Linked DNA regions of Homo sapiens: region 1 is linked to region 2. A link is an interaction called in ENCODE POLR2A ChIA-PET data of the cell type or tissue named here. Cell type or tissue: PC-9. All regions are shown on one strand. Links, peaks and the distances in the headings refer to the core of each region. The heading gives the core; the rest is flanking DNA.

What was found. Peaks named below come from ENCODE experiments on the same cell type or tissue, not always from the same donor. Only the 100,000 strongest peaks of a DNase experiment are listed, where the experiment ranks them.
Region 1: POLR2A ChIA-PET joins it to region 2 with 5 read pairs; 9 of 35 experiments call an interaction of 5 or more read pairs at or near these places.

The regions. Positions count from the first base shown.
Region 1 is chr6:108,565,989-108,573,720 of GRCh38, forward strand. All of the region lies in intron 1 of FOXO3 (forkhead box O3), which reads left to right. Among named protein-coding and RNA genes, the nearest start is that of FOXO3, 8.9 kb to the left of the region's middle. In PC-9, for the core only: no CTCF peak of the experiment used is centred there; no DNase peak of the experiment used is centred there.
Region 2 is chr6:108,728,278-108,736,009 of GRCh38, forward strand. No RefSeq gene overlaps it. Among named protein-coding and RNA genes, the nearest start is that of LINC00222, 20 kb to the right of the region's middle. RefSeq lists enhancers at 2,247-3,174, 3,509-4,301, 4,302-5,093. In PC-9, for the core only: no CTCF peak of the experiment used is centred there; a DNase peak (open chromatin) is centred at 4,424; H3K4me3 peaks cover 2,130 bases; H3K27ac peaks cover 4,055 bases.

The DNA of each region.
Region 1 (7,732 bases), core at 1,118-6,117, 160 kb before region 2:
TCTGCTTGGCCCGTGTTGCCAAAATGTCGTTTTGTAATTTCCTTTGGCAATAGTGTCTTCGTCAGTGATTCTCAACTAATATACTTCCTCTTTCTACAGCCCCAGTACACTAGAGGGACTGTTTTTCCTCTTTTTCAAAGCTGTGTCATTGACCTCTGAAGTGAAGAAATTGGCCCTTTTAGACTTTGATCTGTGAGTCCCATGTAACAGAGACTCTTTAAAAAAGAAGCTAAGTGTGTGTTTTGATATGTTTATCTCCTTCTTAGAAAATGAAATGAAACTACAGCAGACTTATTTTTAGGAGATTTTAGGAGTGTTCTATTTTAAGAAAATGACACCATACAAGAACATCTTTTAGTTAAACTTCTTAGTACTCTGCTTGTGATTCTTACTTAAAACCTGCAAGATACTTTTATTTGGAAAATTAATGAAGAGGCCTTGTCTCACTAATAAGTCATTTAATTTGGTCTGGCAAAAGTTTACCATCCATTCAAAGATCTTCATGAAAATGCAAAGATAAGGCTGTTTAGGCTTGAGCCCAGGAGTTCAAGACCAGCTTGGGCACATAGCAAAACCCCATCTTATTTTTTTTTTAAAGACTGTTTAGGCCTGTGCATTCTGGCAGGTTGCCCCACTTACCCAGAGCAGGTGCATCAGATTCCAGATTCCCAGGGCTGGAGAGAATATGGAATTTATTTTGTTTGTATACCCACTTATTTTGCCTATAGGGACAGACTTGACCCTATTCTCAACTCCTCATTTCTCTCCTTTTCCTGCATCACAAATTGAGGGGTCCTGAAGAGCCACTTTACCTTTTTGGTGCTATAAAAGGAGCTGGGGATCATAAATGCAAAGACGAGTTGATATCAGTGGATGTTACAGCTGGTATACAGTAAGTGAATGAAAGATTGGAAAGAGAAAACCCTTTTTACCCATTTGCATCACATCCCATTTCATGTATTCAACAAATGTTTATCAAAGGCATGCTGCTTGCAGAGCATTTGCCAGGACTTAGGGATATAGTGGTAGCAGAAGGCAGATAAAGTTCCAGTTCACTCACAGGAGTTCATATTCTGATGGAGGAGACAGAAAATAAGCTATAGCATATCTGTGCTTTGTGAATTTGTCATTGCTGCCTATTCCCGTTGCCTTTTTTTTACATCTGTATTTCTGCTTTCTCTAGTACTTCAACTCTGCTAAGAAGTTGCTGGGAAGTGGCAAATTTGATGTGGGGCATGGCTTGGAGCTAGCCTTTAACTCTCTGCAGATCATTTTGAGCTTGCTTTGGAGATGCAAAACCACCGTACCATGGCTCCTGTGGATTGGGTCTGTTTGGGAGAAGCTTTGGTTTTCCAAGCTCCACCTGGATTAGATAGAGCACATCTTTGGCCCTGGACTGATCTGGGATCCCCAGTTCTGTCTCCCAGGGCCTGATGTAGATCTGGCCTTCCTCTGGAGTGGATGTGGAGCCTTGATGCCACTGACTCATCTGTATTACTTGTTGCCTAAAACTCAGAACTAAAAGAGATCTTAAAGATCATCTAACTACCTTATTTTGCAGGTGAGAAACATGCTAGGACTATGTGAGTGACTGGGTTCAGGGTTCCACAGCTAGTAGGGGTGGAGTAACGGGTGTGTCCAGTCAGTGCAGTGGTTCATGCCTATAATTTTAACACTTTGGGAGGCCAAGGCAGGAGGATTGCCTGAGGCCAGGAGTTTGAGACCAGCCTGGGCAACAAAGTGAGACCTCGTCTCTACCAGAAAAAAAGAAAACTAGGCCAGGTGCGGTGGCTCATGCCTGTAATCCCAGCACTTTGGGAGGCCCAGGTGGGTGGATCACCTGAGGTCAGGAGTTCGAGACCAGCCTTACCAACATGGTGAAACCCTGTCTCTACTAAAAGTACAAAAAGCTAGCCGGGCATCGTGGCGCATGCCTGTAATCCCAGCTACTAGGGAGGCTGAGGCAGGAGAATTGCTTGAACCTGGGAGGCGGAGGTTGCAGTGAGCCAAGATTGTGCCGTTGCACTCCAGCCTGGGTAACAAGAGCGAAACTCCATCTCAAAAAAAAAAAAAATTAGCTCTGTTGTGGTGGTGCATGCCTGTAGTCCCAGCTGCTTGAGAGGCTGAGGCAGGAGGATCCCTTAATCCCAGGAGTTTGAGACTGCAGTGAGCACGACTGCACCACTGCACTCCAGCCTGGATGACAGAGTGAGACCCTCTCTCTCTCTTTTTTTTTTTTTTTTAAAGCGTGTGTTCATACCACTGTACTGTAGTGTCTACTGCCTACCATTGTGGTTTCACAGCTGTTCATCTCAGTGCTGTTTGCCTCAAGTTCTTCAAGCTCTTCACTTGCTGTCTTCTGCTTCTCCTCCCCTCTTCTAGGCTAGCTCGCACTGGAGTCGCTGTGTTTCTCCTTTTGTGTTCTCCATCAGCACTCTCTACTTACCTTGCTAAATGCCTTTTCTTTCAACGCCACCTTACCCTGCCCACCCCATGGCTGCTACCTGTTTATTTTGTCATTTTGCTAAGACTGTTGAATATTTTTAAGCACAGTATAAGAGGCTTTAAATTAGGGAATGTGTCTGCCAGACAAATAAGTGTTTCTAATATTTGGAGCTGCTTTTTGGATTTTATAATCAACCCATATGGATAGCCTTAGTTCTGGGGCTGTGACTCTGAAAGGGGCTGATGTGACTCAGGAGTGAGCTGGTGTCATGAGTGGAGTCTTTTGGATACTTGCAGCTCTGAAGGTGGCATCAGCTTTAGACCTCCTAGCATCGATGTTGATGTGATGTGGTGTAAATGTGAGATGATGCTGTGCTATCTGGGGTTTCTTGCAGTGCCTTGTTACCCAATGCATAAGTCTCTGAAAACTCCATAAGTGTCCATCACTACTTACCACAGAAACTGAAGGAAGCCTGATCTTGGGATGACCTTGTTGCATTAAGAGAAAAAGGAAATGAAGTTTGCCATCTGTATGTAAACCCGCTATTTGTATCATCAACATGCAGTGTCGAGAAAGTCACCATAGAATTGTTTTGCCTAAAGTTTATTTTACTCACTTTTAGGAACAAAGCTGTTATGTAAAGCCTTAGTTGTTTGTAATGTTCTGCATTTTGGGGCAGAAGTCCCAAATGTACTTCAAGTTTTCTGTCCATGGATTGGGAAATAGAAGTCATGTATGAAAGGAGAGGAGATAGCAGACAGTCTTTGAGATGAACTATTTCAAGGACCAGTCTGCAGTTCTTCCAAGTTAGAGTTCTGAATATGTGGTTAGGCTAGTGATGATGATAGAACACCCCAGTTCTGACTGCATCATTGCCCAGACAGACCCAGTATCTTTCACCATTTTATTCCTGACCAAACAACGTTCATTTCCCAGTATCTTAGTCTCTCCTAAAGGAAAAAGAACTACGGTAGCTGGCATCCATAGAGTACTGTGATGTACCACTCTTGGTAAAACGGAAATGTCTGATTGGAGTGTGTTTCAAGCCAGGCTTTTCTATAATTCGCTTGTTCCACTTTTCACTCCTGAGTTTTTGAGGTTTTAATCTTGAGACTTTTTCTCTGCAGTGCCTCAGTTACTACTATGGAATAACATAATAAGCGAAGAGGATGACTTCTCTGCTGGGCTGTGGTTCTTCTAGTAATTCCGCTACTCCTGGGTCATTGCCTGGGGTGAGGAGGCCAGGTTATCTTCTGGAGGCTCACCACACCTTGGTGTCCAGATGTGCCCTAGGACTGCAGTGGAGAGGTGAGCACAGAGTAAGGAAAGCATGTGGCACATGTGTAGGGGGCAAGGCTGGAGCAGGAAGTAAACTCTCCCCCAAACAAACAAATAAACAAACAGCATACATTACCTTCCTTCTGGAGTGAACCTATAGTAAACCCAACAGAGATGTGTTTGGCAGTTTTCAGTACGTGTTTAGGAATTTGTTTGAAAACCATTAGGGGGTGGGGTGGGGTGGAAGAATCCACATCATGTTTTCCCTTGCGTGGTTTTTTTTTTTTTTTTTTTTTTTTTTTTTTGAGACAGAATCTCGCTCTGTCGCCTAGGCTGGAGTGCAGTGGCGTGATCTTGGCTCACTGCAAGCTCCGCCTCCTGGGTTCATGCCATTCTCCTGCCTCAGCCTCCCAAGTAGCTGGGACTGCAGGCGTTCGCCACCACTCCCAGCTAATTTTTTGTATTTTTATTAGAGACGGGGCTTCACTGTGTTAGCCAGGATGGTCTTGATCTGCTGACCTCATGATCTGCCTGCCTCGGCCTCCCAAAGTGCTGGGATTACAGGCATGAGCCATTGCACCCGGCTCCCTTGTGTATTTTTATTTTAAATTTTTTATTTGAGACAAGGCCTTGCTCTGTCACCTAGGCTGGAGTGCGGTGGCACAATCATAGCTCTCCACAGCTTCAAACTCCTGGCTCTCTCTGTAGAGAGCTATGATCCTCCTGCCTCAGCTGCCCTAGTAGCTGGGACTACTAATGAGCGCCACGACACCCAGCTAATTTTATGTTTTTTTTGTAGAGATATGAGGTCTCACTTTGTTGCCAGGTTGGTCTCAAACTCCTGGGTTCAAGCGATCCTCTTACTTGGGCCTCCTAAAGTGCTGGGATTATAAACATGAGCCCCTGCAACCAGCCTTCCTTGTATTTCAGATGTCTAGTGAAGTTAGTTAAGTTAGCCCTTGAAGGTATTGAGAATTTACTTTAAATTCAGAGCCAGCAGAGGGAGTACACAAGTCTTTAAGCTGATGTCAAGTATTTTTTTCTCCACACAGCTAAAATAATACCTTGATTATTTTTTAAAGAACTCTGATATATAGTGTTTCCATGTAAGTTTATTGTCATCATTAGAAAAGGAAAATTTAGGAGAGGGGGTGTGGAGATTAAAAACTTAAAGCAAGTGTTTTAAAGGAAACCCTGGTCTTCTAAGACCCATGATTTACTTCCCACTCCTAGATCATTAAATGAGAGTGCTTTTAACTGAAAAATATCCTCCCCTGCCTTTCATCTTTTTGCTACTCAGTTCCTGATACTACATGTTCATTTATACCTAACACCAAATTTTTACAGAGTAGTCACGTGTCTGGATCAGTGGGATGTTCTGTGTTTTAGTGCTATTTTGATTGGGACTTTTGATATTTTCCAAAGCTTCACAGTTGCTCATGGGTGAGAGAAATGTATGTATGTATATTGCTCTCAGGTAAGAGAGAAAGGTAAGGTAAAAAGTAAGAACAACATTATTTCCAATTCAAAAATGAATAGTCATGGATCTACAGGAGACTACTGTAACTTTGAACTTTTTGTAATTCTGTAATGCTATATCGGTTTCTCACCTCCCTCCACTATGCCCCATATTTTGGTGGTGGGGGTTTATTTTTGACATGGCAGTTGGAGAGGGTTAAATAGAGTTCCTCTAAAATTCATGTCTTCCTGGAACTTTAGAATGGTGACCTTATTGGGAAATAGGATCTTTCCTGAAGTAATTAGTTAAATTAAAGTGAAGTCATATCGGCTTAGGGTGGGTCCTAAATCCAGTGACTGGTGTGTATAAGAAGAGGAGAAAATACATAGAGACCCAAATAAGGCCGTGGGAAGTTGGGGACAAATATTAGAGTGATGCAGTTATAAGCCAAAGAACACCAAGGATTGCCAGGAGCCGCCAGAAGCTGGTAGGGGCAAGAAAAGATCCTCCCCTAGAGCCTTCCCAGGGAGCATGGCTTTGCCAACGCCTTGATTTTGGACTTCTAGCCTCCAGGACTGAGAAAGAATGAATTTTTGTTGTTTTAAGCCCTGAAATTCATGGTAATTCGTTATGGCAGTCCTAAGAAAGTAACCTAGGAGCCTAGGGATAGAAGAGTGGGAATGGCACAGTTGCAGATGGAGAAGAATAAAAAGACTTTATTTAGATTCAAATCAAAGTGTTAATAATCATTCATAGGCTACTTTCTTGTCATCTACATTTTGTCTTTTTTTAATCCTGCAGTGAGGACAGAGGGAGGCATGAATTTTCCTTGATTTCCCAGTTAGAGCTACTAGAACATGTCCCTCTTTTGCATTTTGAATAAGGTGTGTCCTTCCCCCTAGTCCCCCTCCTTACTGAATTTCTTTTTCTCTGCCTGTTTTGTGAACTGACAGTATGGCCGTGCTTGTTGATTGTGGACTTGAGGTTTACAGTAAGTCCATGAAATCTGGCTGAGGGCTTTGGTGTAGAAGAGTCTGTCTTTGAGGGGAGGGGAGGGAGAAGCCAAGGATCCTCAGTGGAAGAATAGTGTGGAAGAAGAAGCCTCCTTTTGGCCCTGTCAGGGCTTGAGAAGATGGAGGCATACCATGTTCACTGCCATCAGTGATGGTAGTAAGGCTAATCCAAATCTCTCTGGAGTCCCCTCAGTGTGTCCTATGGTTGGTTCAAGCCTTGTAGAGTCTCACACACTTGGTCCTTCAGGCTTATGTCTGCTCTGTTTATATTTACATTCAAAAAACCAGCTCTTCTTTTAAAGCATAGAACATGGAGTGGTTGTCCTCACAGAAACAGCAGCAGTAGCAGTAGATATCTTGTAGGTACCCAGTAGGTGTTTGGCTTGAAATGTTCAGACATTTAAGAATCAGAATTGCATCTGTTTATTCTCATATTTTAAAATTATATTTTTGGGGAGGGGTGTCAGGGTTATATTAGAGATATGTGTAGTTTTTGCAATAAAAAGAGTCTACACAAGACATTTTCTAGCCTATTTATACTAATAATGACAATAATAGTAGCTGTGATTTATTGAGCCCTTATTATGTGCCCGTTACTCAACTAGGTTTTTTATGTCTAATATTGATTCTATAAGATAGGCATTTAAATGTAAGCCTCAGTTTAAAGACAAGGAAATGGTTCAGGAAGGTGAAAGTAACTTGCTTGGGATCCAAACCCAGGGCTCTCTGACTTGGGAGCATCTGCCTTTTCTAGTATACTTTCCTGTCTCCTGGAGTGTGGGTGGGACTTTGGGTGGGGTACAAGAAATTAAAGAGCTTTTGGCCGGCGCGGTGGCTCACGCCTGTAATCCCAGCACTTTGGGAGACTGAGGTGGGCGGATCACGAGGTCAGGAGATCGAGACCATCCTGGCTAACACGGTGAAACCCCATCTCTACTAAAAATACAAAAAAATTAGCTGGGTGTGGTGGCGGGCACCTGTAGTACCAGCTACTCGGGAGGCTGAGGCAGTAGAATGGCGTGAACCCAGGAGGCGGAGCTTGCAGTGAGCCGAGATCATGCCACTGCACTCCAGCCTGGGTGACAGAGAGAGACTCTGTCTCAAAAATAAATAAATAAGTAAGTAAGTAAGTAAATAAAGAGCTGCCATTTAAAAAGTTTCTACTCTATGCTGCATTCTTTACCTCTATCCCCAGGAATCCCCACCTTAATCCTTCTGACTCCATCTTGAATGCTCATCTTCAGAGTTGTGCTGACTCTGAGTAACAGCACCTCTCTGTGTGCTGGTGGGAGGTGAACTTGGCTCCGTTATTTAGGCTCCTTCCCTTGATTTTTGCATGAGCTAAATAACTTTTAAGAATTAGCTGGGCACAGTGGTTCACGCCTGTAATACCAGCACTTTGGTAGGCTGAGGCGGGAGCATCACCTGAGGTGAGGAGTTTGAGACCAGCCTGGCCAACATGGTGAAATCTCGTCTCTACTAAAAATACAAAAAATTAGCTGGGTGTGGTGGCTGGCGCCTGTAATCCCAGCTACT
Region 2 (7,732 bases), core at 1,564-6,563:
GCTGTCTCACACCTCTTGTCCCCTATCCCTGCTTCTCCAGCTCAGGCTCTTCTTGTCTTGGTGTGTCACTGTGAGCATCGTGTTTCTGAGCTCAGCTCTGAGTGTCTGCCCTAATCCTCGCCCCTCATAAAAGCATACCGATTTTGGTGTGGACAGATCTGGCTGCAAACCTTGGCTCCATTACTTATAGCTATGACCTTGGGCAACTAACTAAGCTTTCTAAGCCTCAGTTTTCTCATCTTTACAATGGGGATATCTCCCTCAGTACGATGACTGTGAGGATTAAACTGAATAAATATGTAAAGTGCTAGGTAAACTTTAGGCTTTCCCTCAGGTTTTGCCCCACAAAATCAGAATGATTCTTTGGCCTTTAATTTGGGGACAGAGAGGCAAATGACAATAACATTAGGAAATGTTGGAAATGTTAAAAATCAAACAATCTCTAGGGGCCAGAACGTCTCTAGGCAGAAGGAGGGTCCGGTAAAATCTCCCCTCCCCCATTCAGTTAGGAGGCACGTCAGAAAGTGTTGAGAGTGTAGGGGGCCTCAGTGGCCCCTGCACTAGGAAGGCAGCAGCAGGCGTTCCTGCTCCTACAGGAGACAGGCTGGCCCATCTCGGGAGGCACTTAGTGCTTCTTAACTAAAGGCGATTCTGCCCTCCAGGGAGCATTGGCAACGTCTGGAGACATCCGACTGTCACAACAGGGGAGTACTACTGGCATCTGGTGGGTGGAAGCCAGGGATGCCACTGAACATCCTATAATGCAAGGAGAGGGAGGACAGGGTCCCCCTACAACAAAGAATTCTCCAGCCTCCAATGTCAATAGTACTGAGGTTGAGAAACTCCGGGCTAGTAAGAAAGCCGGGTCCAAATTCCAACTCTCTCATTAATAGCATTGTTACTTTGGGAAGGTATTTAACTTCTGTGTGCTGGTTTCTACATCTGTAAAATGAGGATGATAATCACAGTACCGTCATAAGGTGGTTGTGAGCATCCAATGAGTTTACAGTAGGGATTGTGTTTAAATTACTGACTAGGACATAGGAAAACCCTATGTAGGAGCTGGGAATTGAACCATCTCCCATTGGAGATGCCACCTGGGGTCATAGCTCTTCCCCCAGGGGCCACATCCTTGCCTCCCTCCCAGAGAGTTTCTCTCTTCCCTAGGCTACACATCCCCATTCTTTTCAGCTGACACAGTGCCCAGAGGCTTTACCATGCTGTTCTGTTTTCTGGAAGGATTCTGTCAGAGTTACTTTTTTAAAAAGCCACCCTAATCACAAGGTCAAGAGATCGAGACCATCCTGGCCAACATGGTGAAACCCTGTCTCTACTAAAAATACAAAAATTAGCTGGGCGTGGTGGCGGGCATCTGTAGTCCCAGCTATTCAGGAGGCTCAGGCAGGAGAATTGCTTGAACCCGGGAGGTGGAGGTTGCAGTGAGCCGAGATTGCACCATTGCACTCCAGCCTGGCAATAGAGTGAGACTCCATCTCAGAAAAAAAAAAGCCACCCTAGATTGTACCCCACAAGCCCAGTGTCCTGAAAGCACAGAGGGACCACCACACTATCACCTTCCTAACCCGATGCAACCCTCTGGTGAATGTTATCTAAGATGGGGTTGGCATTTGTCATGAGAGTTGTGAGCTGCCGTTGGCTACTTATACTTTGATCAATTGGAAACTGCCAGCCCTGCTTCAGCAGAGGAGGAGCCCCAGGGTGGAAAGGGTCCTGAGAGGACATCACAGAGTACGTGGCTCTCCAGCAACAAGTGCTGTATCAAAAAGGAATTTTCTACTCAGCCTGAAAATTCAGTGAACTAAAACTCTGCTTTCCTTGGGATTAGGTAGGGTAGCATTGAACTGAAAAGATCCTCCCAGAAAAGCTATGTCACCAAGCAGGAGACCCTGACCCTTGCATGCCTTATTCCTCTTTCGCCTCATCTCCTCAGTGGGGTTATTAGTCTGATTCACTCTATCATTTCCTAAACTCCTCAGAGGATAGCCTCTTCTGGAAACAGGATCATATAAAAGATTCTCCTGGCCGAGCGTGGTGGCTTGAGCCTGTAATCCCAGCATTTTGGGAGACCAAGACGGGTGGATCACCTGAGGTCAGAAGTTCGAGACCAGCCTGGTCAATATGGCAAAACACTGTCTCTACTAATAAACAAATACAAAAATTAGCAAGGTGTGATGGTGCGCACCTGTAATCCCAGGTACTCGGGAGGCTGAGGCAGGAGAATCACTTGAACCCAGGAGACAGAGGGTGCAGTGAGCTGAGATTGTGCCATTGCACTCCAGCCTGAGTGACACTCCGTCTCAAAAAAAAAAAAAAAAGAAAGAAAGAAAGAAAAGATTCTCCTTTGTCTAACAACTTCACCCCACAGCAGTCTGCAGAGTAGCAGTTTGACAAATAAAACGGGAGATGCAGCTACTGCAAATAGCAAAAACCACTTCACTTCCAAATTTCCCAAGTCCCGGGGGAGCCCACTTAAGCATTCCTCCAATAGAGAGCCTGTTAAACCGTAATGGCTTTAATTTGGTCCAATTAACCTCACACTGGGCTAACTTCTGCCCTTAGCTATGGGTTGGCAGCTACTGCTGACTCCAGGTACAGTAGTGGGCAGGTAACACCAGAAACTAACTCGGCGAATGAAAGGAAAATATGTTCGCCACATCCTCCAAGCAGGAGGGGAAAAACGACCTGGCTCAGGCATGCTGCTCCAAAGTGCACATTCAACCCAGAAATCTTCCAAGAAGCCAAATGAGGTGAAAACAGGACATGTCAACTGAGAATGCGAGTGAGTTTTGTTTGTTTGTTTTACATTGTCAGTTGCCTTTCATTTGCAGAACATGCTGAATGGATGTGATTTCCAGCTCTCTGTGATTATAAGTCTGATTCAATTCCTTTCAAGGCATAAAAGCCTTTTCTTGCCGAGTTGTCTTTGGGAATTCTTCACTTGAAGTTTATTCTTTCAGTATAAGGCTGCCCTGCCCAAGTGGGAGACCGAGAGCCTGCTGTCTCTTTTACACACAGCGACCTGTGTGGGGTCCTCCACACCCAGGATTAATGTTCTTCTTTTTGGACATTTGAATGGTGGTTTTCACCGTCAATGGGCTATGGTTTGTAACTGAATAATGGGAAATGACAATAGAACACTTGGGGCGGGGACTGGAGAGCTGAGGTCCTCTGACCCAGCCACCTGTATTATATAAGAGAAATCAGAACCCAGACTCCAGAGCGTGCTCCCAGAACCCTGGGGTCCTGAGAGGGTTAAGTGGAGGGGTGTGGGGGAAGAAGCTGAGCACATCGAACCCCTCTTCCTGTTCAACTAGAGCATCTCCATTTTGATATATTTTCAACTTTTAAAGTTTTACATTTATACAGAAAAGTGCACCAATCACAAATGCACAGCTCGATGAACTTTTACAAACAGAACACATCTGCAGAACCAGCCCAGATCCAGAAACAGGGCCACCCCTCACTGCTGCCTTTCAACACCACCCCAGAAAGAAACCACTGCCCTGGACTCTCACAGCATCTCAGTGATACATTTTATACATTCAGGCTCCACATAGGATTGTTTTAAACTTTTTATTTTGAAATAATTATAGATTCACAGGAAGTTGCTAAGAGAGTACAGAGAAGCACATTGAATTTTATATTCATTTTCAACGTTCAGAAACAAAATTTTTAAGTTAAAAAACCGGTGGTTTAAACTAAATTAGCAAATGGACGGGTTTTGGAGCCAGGCCACGTGAGATTGAGTCCACATTCTTTCCCTTACCAGCACATGACCCCAGACTTGTCCCCTAATCATCCTGAGCTGCAGATGAGGCTCATACCTCCTTCCTGCTATTGGTGGGATTAAAATCAAAGTGAGACCGTGTGCACTGCAGGAGGTGCCCGGAGTGATGGATGCGGCAGGAGTGTTCAAGCAGTGCCTCTCCCATCTGCAGCTTCGTCCGGTTTCCAGTCAAGCACTACTGCACGCCCAGCACCCCAGCTCCTCCACCATTCCTCTGCCTCCCATGCCTGCAGCAGCTTCGCCCTCCAGCTGTTGGGGCAGGTGGGGTCTGGAGGAGTAGCCACCTGGATAGGAGAGCTGGGGAGGACTGACGAAGCAGGCCTGCCCTAGGTGCCTCACCTGTGGGCTGGCCATTGTGAAATCAGCCCTGTTCATGTGCCACCTGAAAAGGCTACCCTACCCTCCCCCCCCACCCCCACCCCCGACGCTGGGAAAGGGTGTGGCTCTCTGCTCATTAAGGAAGCATTCCCACTGTGGATGGGTAACAAAAGGCAACCCTCAAGGAGTGACCTTACTAAATCCAAAGGAATCCGGCCTCCTCTCATTAGTGGGAGGGTAGCTGAGGGTGACTCTTGGCCAGCCGGCCCTGAGTCATTGAGGGAAGAAAGGCCAAGCCTGCATGACCCATCTCAGAGGCCTTGCCCTGGACAGAAAGGGACCTGGAGCCACCCGAGAGATAACATCTGGGCGGGCCTGGGGCTGGATCCACCTGTCCACTCTGCGCACCTAAGGCCGTGCCTGCCACACCTCCAGATCCAGGAAGTTAGCAGGCAGGCAGCAGTACTCAGGGAGGCCTCCAGATCAGCCCCCAAAGGTCTACACTGTGGAACCTGCTTCTCCTCTCAGGAAAGACTTCTGGCCTCACCCCCTCTTCTAGAGCATGCGATTCTAATGAAATGGAGCTTCTCACTGGAGCCCAGGTTTCCATTCTACCCATGTCACCTGTCCCTAGAGGAAAGGCTACCCTCCTTGCCCCTGCAGGGGTTGCCCTGTTGTACCTCTGTGAGGGCTTGGTCCTGGCCCTACGTGCCTCCTCTCTCTGCCTTCCAGAGGCTTCTCTGCTCCAGCACTTCCCTTGGGCCCACCCTCTGGGGGTTTTCAGTCCAAGAATGGATGGAGAGGAAGAACCTGTCCCTCTGGTTGCCTACCATCTCTCAGGTGTCAAAATGTGGCACACTCCAGTGACACCTCTGGGGACCAGAGCATGAGCCAGCCTGTACCTTGAGGCAGCTGTGCCATTCTGGGAATTTTCCCCTTTCCTTCCTCAGTGGTTAATCTTAGGGTGGCAGTTTTAAGCCTAAGGTCAGGAAGCTCTGGCAGAAGAGGCAATGATGTTGATGGTGATAATGATAATAATAATAGATAGGGTGGCTGGAGGGATGGTGAGTGGCGTGGGAGTGAGGATGAGTCCCAGGTGGTAGTCTTAAGCAGTCTGGACACCCTGCTGCTAATGATAGGCATCACTTATTGAATACCTATATGAACCATGGGTTGCACTACGTGCTTTGCACGTGTTGTGCCACTTAATCCTCCCAATAACTCTATGGAGGTCATCATCATAGGGTTACGATGTCCTGTAAGTAACTTGCTTAAGGTCATGTAGCTAGTAAACACAGAACTAGAACATGAATGCAAGTCTGTGTGACTCCATGCTCCTTTCCTTTTTCTCTCTCTGTCCCTTGTTCACCCTACAGAAACTCTTAACCTTCCTAATTTTCTATTCTAGAAAGGGTTTATTTTTAGCTAACCACCTGCTATGCTTGTTGAGAATAACCAACACCTGTTAAAGCTTAAGGTGTCACCCACCCTGGGGGTATTTGCATTTTAATGGAAACCTGGGTGACAAGATAGTAACCAACACTTGCGTAGAGCAGTGGCTCTCAAAGTGATGATGTAGGCATTACAGTTTGTAGACACTGTTTGCATTCATTATCCCATTGTTTTATAGCAGTGCTTCTCAAACTTTAGAGGGCATCGGAATCACCTGGAGACTTGTGCAATCACAGATTACTGGGCCTCACCCAGAGTTTCTGATTCTGCAGGTTTGGAAGGGCCTGAGAATTTGCCTTTTCAACAAGTTCCAGGTGATGCTGGTAATGCTGGCCTGGGAACTACATTTTGGGAACTATTGCATTGTAGCAATCCAATAAAATTAGAATAGCAAGCATTATTGTTTCCATTTTTTAGACAAAGAAATTGAAGTGCAGGGACATTAGATGACTTGTGGTTGAGTGATGGAGTTATCAAAAAGCAGGCGAAGGACTTTGACCCAAGATAGGACTCTTCTATACCATTATTTCTCAACAGGTCTGGGCAGTACTGAGATTACTGCAAAGATGATTCAAAAAAATTATATGAGCCTCTACTAGATCACCCAGGTGGCTATGGAGACCTGAATGCTGCCTGCTCTTCAGGGCACATGGCTGCATTTGTGTATGCAAAGGCATTACCCCAGTGAAGTGAGAGCACGTGGCAGGGAAGCCTGCCAGACTCAAAGGCCTCATTCACGTGTATGCAGACGTGTCGCACACAGACCCGTTTTACTTTACTTTCATCTAACAGTTTGCAGCGAGAATTGGCCAACAGGACCCAAATTCTGTCTTCAAGTGGAAAAGGCAGAGGTCTCCAAAGGCTGGAGCCAGAGCTGGCTCTCAAGGATTGCTCCTAGCAGAGCTTTGGTTAAGTATGAGTACGACATCCCTGAAGGAAAAATAGCCCTGCAGTTACTAACTTCCACAATGTACCTGGGTGCAAAGGCATCCTCTGCTAATGGCATTATTAAAGTCCAGTGCAGAAACAGATGCAGACTCATGCTAACTTGACCACTTAATTCAGTGTTGGCAATTTAGTTTCAGCAAAACCAGACACTTACCTGAGAGCCATAGGATTAAGGAGTTTTTATTAAATGTCATATCTAGCTTATATTTAATTTGGACATATTCAAGAAACAAACATGGCGAAAATAATTTAAATCCATACTAAGAGGTTTGAGGGGTTTTGTTGTTTGTTTTTTTAAACAGACAGCCATACTTCTTAAGTTTCAGAAATGCTGCTGTATCTATGTTGCCCTGGCTTGAGATCCTAATAAATCCCAAGGTATCACCTTGGGATACCCCGGGATGCAGAAGGCAAATCCCACCGTACGTGATGCCTCTCCTTCCCCAACCCCCAAGTGCTGCCGTGACTTCTCTTACAAAAGTGAAATTGAGTTATAAGAATATGATGAAAAGTTTTGATAAATGGAACTAAAGAACATAATAGTAAATTAAAGTAAAACGGTATAAAAAAAAAAAGGAAGAGAGAGAGATGTCCCCACAAAGCATTCTGTGGCCTGAATGGTAGTGTGGCAGGGTAAGGGTCATGGGGACCTGGTCACACCATTGCCCCAGGGCAACCAGTATCAGGAGTTTTACAGCCAGGTAGTCAGGAGGAACTTAGTCATCCTGGTGCAGTGGAAAGGGCATTGGATTTAAAGGCAGTCTGTATGGGTGATGTTGTACAAGCTTGTAGTCCCAGCTACTCTGGAGGCTGAAACAGGAGGATCACTTGAGCCCAGGAGTGGGAGGATGGAGGATGCAGTGAGCTATGATCACTCCACTGCATTCCAGCTTGGGTAACAGAGCAAGACTCTGTCTCTTAAAGAAAAAAAGAAAAAAAATTACAAAATAAAAATAAAGGCAGACTGTAGGCTCTGCTCTAGCATTTCCAAGTCATGTGACTTTAGACAGCTTATTTAGCTTCTGAGCCTCATTTTTACTGTCTGTAAAATGGGAACTGTGCTCAGAGTGCTTCCCGCTTTTAAAGGAGATCAAGCAGGAGCCTGTCTACACTGGGAAGCTCCAGACACATTTGCCCTTATTGTTTCATCTGTCCTTTTTCCAAGTGCTGTCTGTCTCCCCCACCAATTCTGTAACTCTGCTCTTC